Linked DNA regions of Homo sapiens: region 1 is linked to region 2. Evidence: read pairs that join two places in POLR2A ChIA-PET (ENCODE). Cell type or tissue: B cell. All regions are shown on one strand. Each heading gives the region's core, and the rest is flanking DNA. Links, peaks and the distances in the headings are about the cores only.

Evidence for each region. Peaks named below come from ENCODE experiments on the same cell type or tissue, not always from the same donor. Only the 100,000 strongest peaks of a DNase experiment are listed, where the experiment ranks them.
Region 1: POLR2A ChIA-PET joins it to region 2 with 5 read pairs; 3 of 35 experiments call an interaction of 5 or more read pairs at or near these places.

What each region holds. Positions count from the first base shown.
Region 1 is chr1:224,274,410-224,281,169 of GRCh38, forward strand. NVL (nuclear VCP like) reads right to left here. Exons shown (of 23, transcript NM_002533.4): 16 at 6,714-6,760; 17 at 930-1,049. Among named protein-coding and RNA genes, the nearest start is that of MIR320B2, 21 kb to the left of the region's middle. RefSeq lists a silencer at 404-604. In B cell, for the core only: no CTCF peak of the experiment used is centred there; no DNase peak of the experiment used is centred there.
Region 2 is chr1:224,142,519-224,147,518 of GRCh38, forward strand. All of the region lies in intron 3 of FBXO28 (F-box protein 28), which reads left to right. LOC124903813 (UPF0764 protein C16orf89-like) reads right to left here and starts at 427. Exons shown (of 3, transcript XM_047436340.1): 1 at 284-427; 2 at 63-164. The coding sequence starts at 427. RefSeq lists an enhancer at 2,873-3,374. In B cell, for the core only: no CTCF peak of the experiment used is centred there; a DNase peak (open chromatin) is centred at 2,923; H3K27ac peaks cover 352 bases.

The sequences.
Region 1 (6,760 bases), core at 1-5,000, 130 kb after region 2:
ATACATCACCTGAGGTCAGGAGTTCAAGACCAGCCTGACCAACATGAGGAAACCCTGTCTCTACTAAAAATACAAAAATTAGCCAGGCATGGTGGCGGGTGCCTGTAATCCCAGCTACTCAGGAGGCTGAGGGAGGAGAATCGCTTGAACCCAGGAGGCGGAAGTTGCAGTGAGCCGAGATGCACCATTGCACTCCAGCCTGGGAGACAAGAGCAAAACTCCGTCTCGAAAAAAATAAAAATAAAAATAAATAAAAATAGCAGTTGCTATCTGCTTCAAAAAGGTTATATATTTATTGTTTATGTTATGCTTCACTAAGCTTCAAATTGTTATACAATAGCACTCCTAATAACAACTGTTTCTGGTACTCCGTACTGAAATCTCTAAGGACTGTGACTCAGTGTGGCTGACACAAGTGGTATTCAGTGCAGATCAATTTTATATCTTCTCCAGATATAAAATGGGTGTTGGGTCTTTTTTTATCTTCATCATTTTAATGTCCTCACTTTAAGAGAAAAGGTTTTGGGTCTTAAAAGTTAATAACCTGACCCTATTTTGAGTGCATGATATCTTAAACTGTATGTTTTCCTGTCTCAAGAACCCATTTAGCTCAAGAATGTTGTAGGATTACAAGATTATAAGGCAAGCTATTTAAAACAATATCATTTCCATACTTACCTACTCATTTGTGTGAATTAGGATGACCTAAAGATTGTGCAACCAAAATAATGTACAGGAAAAAAACTGGATGCAGAGGCGGATACAGAATACAACTGCTATCTCTAGGATTTGATTTCAAATTACTAAGTGTCTTCATTAAGAGTCTCAATGCTCCCAAGGGATGACTTCATAAGAAATACCTGGCTTGGAACATAGAAAAGGTTTATTGTGCTAAAAGAATCTGAAAACCACTAGTCCATGATACTTACCTCTCGGTCTGATCTTCGAGGACATAAAGCATCCACTTCATCAAAGAATATCACACAGGGTGCTGAGTTCTTGGCTCGTTGAAAAACTTGTCGCACAGCACGTTCACTCTCACCAACATACTAAACATACACAGAAAGGAAATAAAATACCAACAGTTCAACTTTGTGGTTTGGGTCAAATGATACTAAACAGTTTTATGTGACATAAACTAGTTTTATGTGTCAAAGTCCAGAAAGTATCAGAATGAACCATATACAATTGCTGATATTTAACCATTTTTGACCTGTAATAGCCAACTGCATATAGTTCAACTTAATAAAATTAGCTACTATTTAAGCCTACTATAAATTTCCTTATTTATAAAATGAAGACTTAAGTGAAACGTAAGTTCTTCTCTAGCTCAAAAAAAATCACCAAAATTCAATTGCACTTTAGAACTAATCTTGTAAGCCTCGTGCATATAAAATATCCAGCAGTAATTTTCATTAATTCAACAGTATTTTACATACACACAAGTCAAATTACTGTTTTATTGTTATTTTTACACAAGTCGTCTTACTAAATAAAGGAATAACTATTTTGTCATACAGCATCAGAGGAGGCAAAGTGAGCCAACTAGGCACTTAACAGGTTTCATAATGGCTTACTCTATGTTGAAATCTAAATCAAAATATAAAACATTAAGATAAGTCAAGAAATATAGCAATTCACAAGCAACTATAACATTAGGACTAAGTAATATGAAAAGCTACATGTAAGGATTATTTCACTTTTAGCTTAGGCATAAGAAATTTTTCTTGTAAAATGTCAAACCAGATGATTAAGAAAGAGCAGTTTTTTTCTTAATGAAACTGCCAAATAAGATGGAATCCAAAAACATCTTTACAGTGCCAATTATTATTATTATTTTTGTTTTAAGACAGGGTCTCTCTGTCAACCAGACAGGAGTGCAGTGGAGCCATCTCGGCTCACTGCAACCTCCACGCCCCCAGGCTCAAGTGATTCTCCTGCCTCAGCCTCCTGAGTAGCTAGGATTGCAGGCATACCACCACTACCACCTGGCTAATTTTTGTATTTTTAGTAGAGATGGGGTTTCACCATGTTGGCCAGGCTGGTCTCGAACTCCTGAACTCAAATATCCACCTGACTCAGCCTCCCAAAATACTGGGATTACAGGCATGAGCCACTGCCCCCGGCCTACAGTGCCAACTATTTCATATCACCTATGCTATTTAATGACTATATGGCCATACTAAATAATCAAGGCAAAGAGTACCACAGACGACAGAGATTAAAGTGCTATTTTTTCATTTGACTAGAACTTTCTTTCCCTCACATCCTTTTGGTACTTTTCTTTGAACTTTTGCTCATTCTGCTTCCCTTACTTGAACTGCTTTCTAACCTACCTCCAAACATTTCTTCTTGCATTCTAAAAGATCCTCATTAATCATTCTTCCCATAATAGTTAATTTGATTAAGTTGAACTATATGCAGTTGGCTATTACAGGTCAAAAATGGTTAAATATCAGCAATTGTATATGGCTTATCCTCATCCTGATACTTTCTGGACTTTGACACATAAAACTAGTTTTATGACACATAAAACTAGTTTTATGACACATAAAACTAGTTTTATGACACATAAAACTAGTTTTATGACACATAAAACTGTTTTACTATCATTTGACCGAAACCAAACCCAAAGTATTTCTTTGCTCTTAAAGTACTTTGTATTATTATAATATTTGAGCTCTTCTACCTTCACTATATTATATTACAAAGCCCTTGGAAAGCAGGGGTCCTATTCAGATATTCAGATTTTATCATTATTGTAACATTTGAGCTCTTCTACCCTCACTATATTATATTACAAAGTCCTTGGAAAGCAGGAGTCCTATTCAGATTTTTCTGTCATAACATCCTGCACAGTGTACAAATATAGCACACAGTGTGCAAATATAATAAACAGTGTACAAATATAGTAGACTTTCCTGGAAAATCGAATTCAGCAAAAACTATACTTGCAATGCTGAAGCAAAATATTCAGTACTATTGTAAAAGAAGGCATATCAGGGGGCTGGGAGACATAAAGTTTCAGATAGGAATAGAAGAGAACAATCAATACCGTTGGCAAAGTGACTTTGGAAATGGTAAACCAAGGTAGCTAGGTAAAAGGAAATTTAATTTAGGGAAAGGTAAACCTAAAGTTTCAACGAGGACATATTAAAACCTACTTAATCTTAACAAGGCAACAGTGATTAAAAATAAGTAAATAAATGAAAAGCCCATCTTATCCTTTATTTGAAACATATGCAACATTTCAAGTAAAGATCCTACATTTATTATCTCAAAATCTTTATTGGCCATCAAATTTTCAACCATTTTATTCTGGCTTTTGCAAACATCATTATTAAACATATTTTCCCTAAAGCCACCAATGACCTTCTAATTACCAAATCCCAAGTCCCACTCTCACTATCTTTTATACTGTTTAGTCACACTGACAAGGTTGAAAAACTCATCTTCCCTTGGTTTTCAGGCTTAGAAGGTCCGGGGTGTTCTCCATCTTATGACCAAGCACTTTCGGTCTCCTTTACCAGATCTTGCTTCTTTATCCCTTAATTGTTCGAATCTTTCAGGGTTCTGTCAGAGGCCCTTAATGTAACTGTTCTTTTACTTAACAAACTTGTCCTACCAGACTGAACCCATTCCCATGGTTTTAGATGCCACTTGGATGATAGTGACTTTCAAATCTCTTCAGAGCTTCAGATTCACATTTCCTACTGCCTGCTGGACATCTCCAGATGGCTGTTTAATCTAAAATGTCCTAGAGTGAACTCATTTTCCAATCCCAAGATGCCCATCTTCCTCATTAGATCATCTAATCTTTTTTTTTTTTTTTTTTTTTTTGAGGCGGAGTCTCACTGTGTCGCCCAGGCTGGAGTGCAGTGGCGTGATCTCTGCTCACCGTTAACCTCCACCTCCTGAGTTCAAACAATTCTCCTGCCTCAGCTTCCTGAGTAGCTGGGATTACAGACACCCACCACCATGCCTGGCTAATTTTTTTGTATTTTTACAATGGGGTTTCACCACATTGGCCACACTGGTCTTAAATTCTTGACCTCAAGTGATCTGCCCACCTTGGCCTCCCAAAGTGCAGGGATTATAGGCGTGAGCCACCGCACCCAGCCCAGATCATCTAATCTTTCAGAGACATTCTGCACTCTTCCATAGACCTCTTCCCCCTACCCACCCGTTAAAAACAAATCAGACCACAATGAGGCAAAATGTCATATTTACCAGACTGGCAAAAATGAAAATATCAGACACCAACACTGCTGTTGAGAATGTGGGACAATCTGATACAATCACTTTATAAAAATAGTTAGCAATATCCAATTTTTTTTTTTTGAGACAGGATGTTGCTCTGTTGCCTAGGCTGGAGAGCAGTGGCGTGATCATAGCTCACTGCAGCCTCGACCTCTCAGGCTCACGTGATCCTCCCACCTCAGCCTCCCAAGGAGATGGGACTACAGGTGTGCATCTGGCTAATTTTATGGGGTTTTTTTGTAGAGACAGGGTCTCACTATGTTGCCCATGCTGGTCTCAAACTGGCCTCAAGCAATCCTCCTGCCTTGACCTCTCAAAGTGCTGGGATTATAGGTGTGAGCCACTGTGCCCAGCCAATACCTAATATTTTTGAAAGTGCACATACTCTAAGATTCAGCAATTCTCCTTCTGGGTATATACCCTAAGGGGAAAAAAATCTCACAAATATATGCAAAGATATACATATATAATATTCAACCTAAAAATTCATCAGAAAAAAAACTGATTTTTAAAGTATGGTTACATTCATTCAATGAAATGCCACACAAAAAGTTAATAAACTAAAAATACATCAACAGAGATAAGTATTATAAATAAATATTGAACAAAAATAACAACCAAGAATAGGTGTAGTCACTCACGCATGTAATCCTAGCATTTTGGGAGGCTGAGATAGGAGGATCACCTGAGGCCAGGAGTTTGAGACCAGCCTGGACAATACAGCAAAACCTCTACTTCCAGAGACCCTGTCTCTCTCTCAAAAAACAAAACAAAACAAAAACCAAAAAACTCAACCAAACCAAGTTGCAAAATAATACACACTATTTAAAGGGGTTTTTTGTTTGTTTTGCTTTATACCATGGAGAGTTTATAAGGAGAGTTCCAAACTTATAACTAAAGAGATATAACAGTTATAAACTTCAAATGTACCCATCACTGACCTTCAATTATTATCAACTCGATTAATGACCAGTCTTGCTTCATCTATACTCCTGGCCACTTTCCTTGTTTTATTGAAGAAAATCCTAGATGTCCTATTTTATTTATAAATATTTCAGTATCTCTAAAATATGATTTTAAAATGTCATATCACACTTAAAAATTAGTATTTCCTTAATATAAAATATTCAGTAAGCACTAACATTTCCAATTATCTCATAAACCTCATACTTGAAAAAAATTACATTAAAAATTTTTTTGGTAGAGACAGGGTCTTGGTATGCTGGTCTGTCTTAAATGCCTGGCCTCAAGTGATCCTCTTGCCTCAGCCTCCCAAAGTGCTGGGGATTACAGGTGTCGGCCACTGTGCCTGGCCTTATACTTCTGAAACATATAAAATAATACTATATATTGTTTAGGGATAAATATACACATAGTAAATATAGAAAGAAGTGCATGGAACTAATAAGCACCAAATTCAGCCTTGTGGTAAGTTCCATGGGAAAGAGAACAGGGAACATCATGAGGGAGGGTTTGCAAGAAGCTTTAAGTGTACTGCTGTTTTTTTTTGTTTTTTTTTTTTTTGCTGGGTGATAGATACATAGGGGTATATTATATTACTCTTTGGAATTCCTTATATGTGGAAATATTTTATAATAAAATTTTTATTAATTACAATCTTTAAAAATATGTTACACTCTTGACTTAAAGCCTCTATTAGCTCTCTGATATTCTGAAGTTAACATCCAAACTTTAGCTTGGTATAAAGGCCCTTCAATGTCTGGCTATAACCTTCTTTTCCAATCCCAGTTCCCACCAATGCCCTCTGCTTCAAGGTTCACATCTAATACCACCTCTGCTGGAAAATCAAAACCAAGTACAAGAAAAGTTACGAGGTATGTAAAAAGCCCATAGGAAATACTTAAGTATAACTCCCTTATTTTAGGGAGAAAGTAATACACAATAGGAAAGATTTAAAAATTGAGGTAGAGATAAATTTTAAAAACCTTTTAAAACAAATGTTACCCTCATTTCTTCTTTGTTGGAATATATCATAGAATGGCATTTTTACTTTTCACAGAGAGGGACAAAAAATAAATTCAAAGTGTCTTAAATTTGGATAATAAGTTTCTTAAATGCAGAAGGAAGATACAGCACTTGAGTGACTTCTATCTCCAGAAGTATTTTTATTTATTAATATGGAACTCATCTGAGCCACATGACAACTGGACAAAAAGTAGATCAGGAGTCAGACAACTCAGATTGAAATCTTTGCTCTACTGCTTCTAGCTGTGGGAAAATTCAGGCTCAGAGGTTAACAGACTTAATTGAGAAAGCATTTATACACCCAAAGTGGCAGAGCAGAGCAAAGCTCAGCCTCCTCACTCCTACAGCACTGATTTTAAATACCAAAATACCACAATTGCTGAAAGATCTGAGAACATTTTACCCCGTAATTTGCATGACCATTACTTTTTCTAATCTAAAATAATGGTTCTTGCTCAATAACTTACCATGTTTAGTAATTCGGGGCCCTTGACAGATATAAAATTTAGTCCGG
Region 2 (5,000 bases), core at 1-5,000:
GAGAAAAAAAAATCAGGCTGGGCTCAGTGGCTCACGCCTGTGATCCCAGCACTTTGGGAGGCTGAGGTGGGTGGATCACCTGAGGTCAGGAGTTCAAGACCAGCCTGGCCAACATGGTGAAGCCCTGTCTCTACTAAAAATAAAAAAATTGCCAGGCACAGTGGCTCCCACCTGTAATCCTAGCACTTCGGGAGGCCAAGGCAGGTGGATTGCCTGTGCTTAAGAGTTTGAACCGGCCTGGGCAACATGGTGAAACCCTGTCTCTACTAAAAGTACAAAAAGCCAGGCATGGTGGTGCGTGCCTGTAATCCCAGCCACTCGGGAGGCTGAGGCACGAGAATCGCTTCAACCCAGGAGGCAGAGGTTGCAGTGAGCCGAGATCTTGCCACTGAACTCCAGCCTGGGGGACAGAAAGACACTCTGTCATAAATAAATAATCGTGCCACTGAACTCCAGCCTGGGGGACAGAAAGAGACTCTGAAATAAATAAATAAGTAAGTAAGTAAATAACAGAATGAGACTCTGTCTTAAATAAATAAGCAACCAAGCAAGCGTGCGGTGGTGCGGGCCTGTAGTCCCAGCTAAATAAATACATATATTAGCCGGGTGCAGTGGTGCGGAACCCAGGAGATGGAGGTTGCAGTGAGCCAACATCGTGCCACTGCACTCCAGCCTGGGTGACAGAGTGAGACTCTGTCTCAAAAAAAAAAAAAAAAAGAGAAGGAGAAAAAAAAATCAGTTCCCGGCCAGGGCCACTGTCTGTTTAGTTTGTGCATTCTCCATATATCTGCATGAGTTTTCTCTGGGCACTCTGACTTCCTCCGACATCTCAGAGCTGTGCCTGTTAGGTTCATTGACATGTCTTAGTGGTCCCAGTCTGAGTGAGTGTGGGTGTGAGGGTGCCCTGCAGTGAGATGGCATCCTGGCCAGGGTGGATAACGACCTGGTGCCCTGAGCTGCTAGGATGGGCTCCAGCCACCTGCAACCCTGAACTAGAATAAGCAGATTGAAAAATGAATGAATAGGACGGGTGTGGTGGCTCACGCCTGTAATCCCAACACTTTGGGAGGCCGAGGCGGGCAGATCACGAGGTCAGGTGATCGAGACCATCCTAGCTAACACGGTAAAACCCCATTTCTACTAAAAATACAAAAAATAAATAAATAAATTAGCCAGGCGTGATGGCGGGCACCTGTAGTCCCAGCTACTTGGGAGGCTGAGGCAGGAGAATAGCATGAACCCGGGAGGCGGAGCTTGCAGTGGGCTGAGATCACGCCACTGCACTCCAGCCTGGACGACAGAGCAAGACTCCATCTCAAAAAAAAAAAAAAGAAAAATGAATGAATAGCCAGGCATGGTGGCTCACACCGTAATCCCAGCACTTTGGGAGGCTGAGGCGGGTGGATCACTTGAGGTAAGGAGTTTGAGACCAGCCTGGCCAGTAGAGATAGTGAAACCCCATCCTCTACTAAAAATACAAAATTTAGCCAGGCATGGTGGCATGCACCTGTAATCCCAGCTACTCGGGAGGTTGAAGCACAAGAACCACTTGGACCCAGAGAGAGATGGAGGTTGCAGTGAGCTGAGGTTGCGCCACTGTACTCCAGCCTGGGAAACAGAATGAAACTATGTCTCAAAAAAAAAAAAAAGGAATGAATGAATGGGCCAGGTGTGGTGGTTCATGCTTGTAATCCCAGCACTTTGGGAGGCCAAGATAGGAGGATCACTTGAGACCAGGAATTCAAGACCAGCCTGAGCAACATAGGGAGACCTCGTCTCTACAGAAAAAAAAAATTGCCAGGCATGGTGGCACACACCTATGGTCACAGCTACACAGGAGACTGAAGTGAGAGGATCGCTTTAGCCCAGGAGGTCAGGGCTGCAGCGAGATGTGGTCATGCCACTGCACTCCAGCCTGGGCAACAGGGCGAAGACCCTGTCTCAAAAAAAAACAAAAAAGGCTAGGTGCAGTGACTCACACCTATGATTTCAGCACTTTGGGAGGCGGAGGTGTGTGGATCACGAGGTCAAGAGATCGGGACCATCCTGGCCAACATGGTGAAACCCCATCTCTACTAAAAATACCAAAATTAGCTGGGCGTGGGTGTGTGTGCCTGTAGTCCCAGCTACTTGGGAGGCTGAGGCAGGAGACTCACTTGATCTGGGAGGTGGGGGTTGCAGTGAGCCGAGATCGTGCCACCACTGCACTCCAGCCTGGTGACAGAGCAAGACTCCATCTCAAAAAACAAAAAACAAGCCCTCCTATTTGTTATTGTTTCTGAACTACATGTTGGTAGGAGGTGCTCCTTAAAATTTTTGCTTTACAAACATGTATTCCCTGAAGTAACCCACCACCATGATGACTGCCATAGCTCACTGATTGACCAAAAATTGGATACATTATCTTGTTTTTATTAATCTTTCTTAAATGTGTGTATAGTTCACATTTATTTCAGTGTTTGATATTAGAAGTGTTTTAGGGGCCGGGCGCGGTGGCTCACACCTATAATCCTAGCACTTTGGGAGGCTGAGTCGAGTGGATCGCTTGAGGTCAGGCGTTCAAGACCAGCCTGGCCAACATGGTGAAACCCCATCTCTACTAAAAAATAGATAAATAAATACTAAAATTAGCCGGGCGTGATGGCGGGCATCTGTAGTTCCAGCTACTCGGAGGCTGAGGCAGGAGAATCGCTTGAACCAGGGAGGCAGAGGTTTCAGTGAGCTGAGATCGCGCCACTGCACTCCAGCCTGGGCAACAGAGCAAGACTACATCTCAAAAAAAAAAAAAAAAAAAAAGGAAGTGTTTTAGGTCTTTATTTAGAGGTTTGGTGGTTTTCATGACCAGAACTATGCCTTAGGAACTTAACACTTGTTTATATTAATTAGCCTATGATAAAATTGGTTTCATTACATGTCATTTCACTTAAAGTCGGGATTTTCAAGAACCTATCAACATTAAAATGAGGACTTCTGTATAATATAGTAAATACTAGGCGATGGGAATTTTCCAACTCCATTATAATCTTACAGGATGACCCTCATATATGGTTTGTCATTGACCATAACATCATGATGCAGCACATAACCGTATTCAAACAAACATGCCATATAAAGAATATTGAGGCCAGGCCTGGTAGCTCATGCCTGTAATCCCAGCACTTTGGAAGGCTGATGCGGGCAGATCACCTGAGGTCATGAGTTCGAGACCAGCCTGGCCAACATGGTGAAACTCCACCTCTACTAAAAGTACAAAAATTATCCGGGCATGGGCCAGGCGCAGTGACTCACACCTGTAATCCCAGCACTTGGAAGGCCAAGGCAGGTGGATCACCAGAGGTCGGGAGTTTGAGACCAGCCTGACCAACATGGAGAAACCCATCGCTACTAAAAATACAAAATTGTCCAGGTGTGGTGGTGCAAGCGTGTAATCCCAGCTACTCAGGAGGCTGAGGCAGGAGAACTGCTTGTATCCGGGAGGTGGAGGTTGCGGTGAGCTGAGATTGTGGCATTGCCCTCCAGCCTGGGCAACAATAGCGAAACTCCTTCTCAAAAAAAAAAAAAAAAAATTATCCGGGCGTGGTGGCACACGCCTGTATTCCCAGCTACTCAGGAGGCTGAGGTAGGAGGATCACTTGAACCTGGGAAGCGGAGGTTGCAGTGAGCCGGGATCACACCATCACACTCCAGCCTGGGCGATAGAGTGAGACTGTCTTCAAAAAAAAAAAAATTAAAAATAATATTTAGAAAATTTTAGATGCACTTAGGTTTTTTAAATATGGAGGAAATTTTTTTAAAAAATAAAAGGGGTAGAAGGGAAAGTTAAGGAAATCTCAAGTACAACAAAAAGACAGATGAAAAATGAGAAAAAAATGAGCATTTATGAGGTTCAGTATTCTAGCAGGAGCTTTGTTTGCTAAACAGTAGATTAAAAAATTATTTCTCACCCACAGTCTAAAGGCCTAAATGATATTCATCGTATATAATTTGTTACTGTACCATTTTAGACATAAGCGTGGTACTTCTACTGTGTGTTAGAAATGTGATGGTGTACTTTTTAATTTTTGTAGAGACTGTTTCTAGCTATGTTGCTCTTGAACTCCTGCCTCCCTTGGCCTCTCAAAGTGCTGAGATTACAGGCATAAGCCACCAGCCACAGCCTGTACTGTACTTTTATAAAACTAAAATTTTTTTTTTTTTTTTTTTTTGGGAGACTGAGTCTTGCTGTGTCGCCCAGGCTGGAGTGCAGTGGCACGATCTGGGTTTGCTGCAACCTCTGCCTCCCAGGTTCAAGCGATTCTTCTGCCTCAGCCTCCCGAGTAGCTGGGACTATAGGCACGTGCCACCATGCATGGCTAATTTTTGTATTTTTAGTAGAGACAGGGTTTCACCATATTGGCCAGGCTGGTCTCGAACTCCTGACCTCGTAATCCGCCCTCCTTGGCCTCCCAAAGTGCTGGGATTACAGGCGTGAGCCACCGTGCCTGGCCAAAAATATTTTTTATAACCTGTAGTCAGCTCTGTATTCGTGGGTTCCACATTCATGGATTCAACCAACCGTGGATAGAAAATATTTAGTGAGACTCTGTCAAAAAATATATATGTATATTTAGAGAAGAAAAACAATTGCCGGATGCGGTGGCTCACGCCTATAATCCCAGCACTTTGGCAGGCCGAGGCAGGCGGATCACAAGGTCAAGAGTTCAAGACCAGCCTGACCAATATGGTGAACCCGCATCTCTACTAAAAATACAAAAATTAGCTGGGCGTGGTGGCAAGCGCCTGTAGTCCCAGCTACTCGGGAGGCTGAGGCAGGAGAATCACTTGAACCCCGGAGGCAGAGGTTGCAGTGAGCCGAGATCATGCCACTGCACTCCAGCCTGGGCAACAGAGCGAGACTGTGTCAAAAAAAAAAAAAAGAGAAGAAAAACAATTTTTAAAACCACAGCTGTTTTTAAAATATGAATTTTAAAATAGTACAATGTAACTACTATTTACAAAGC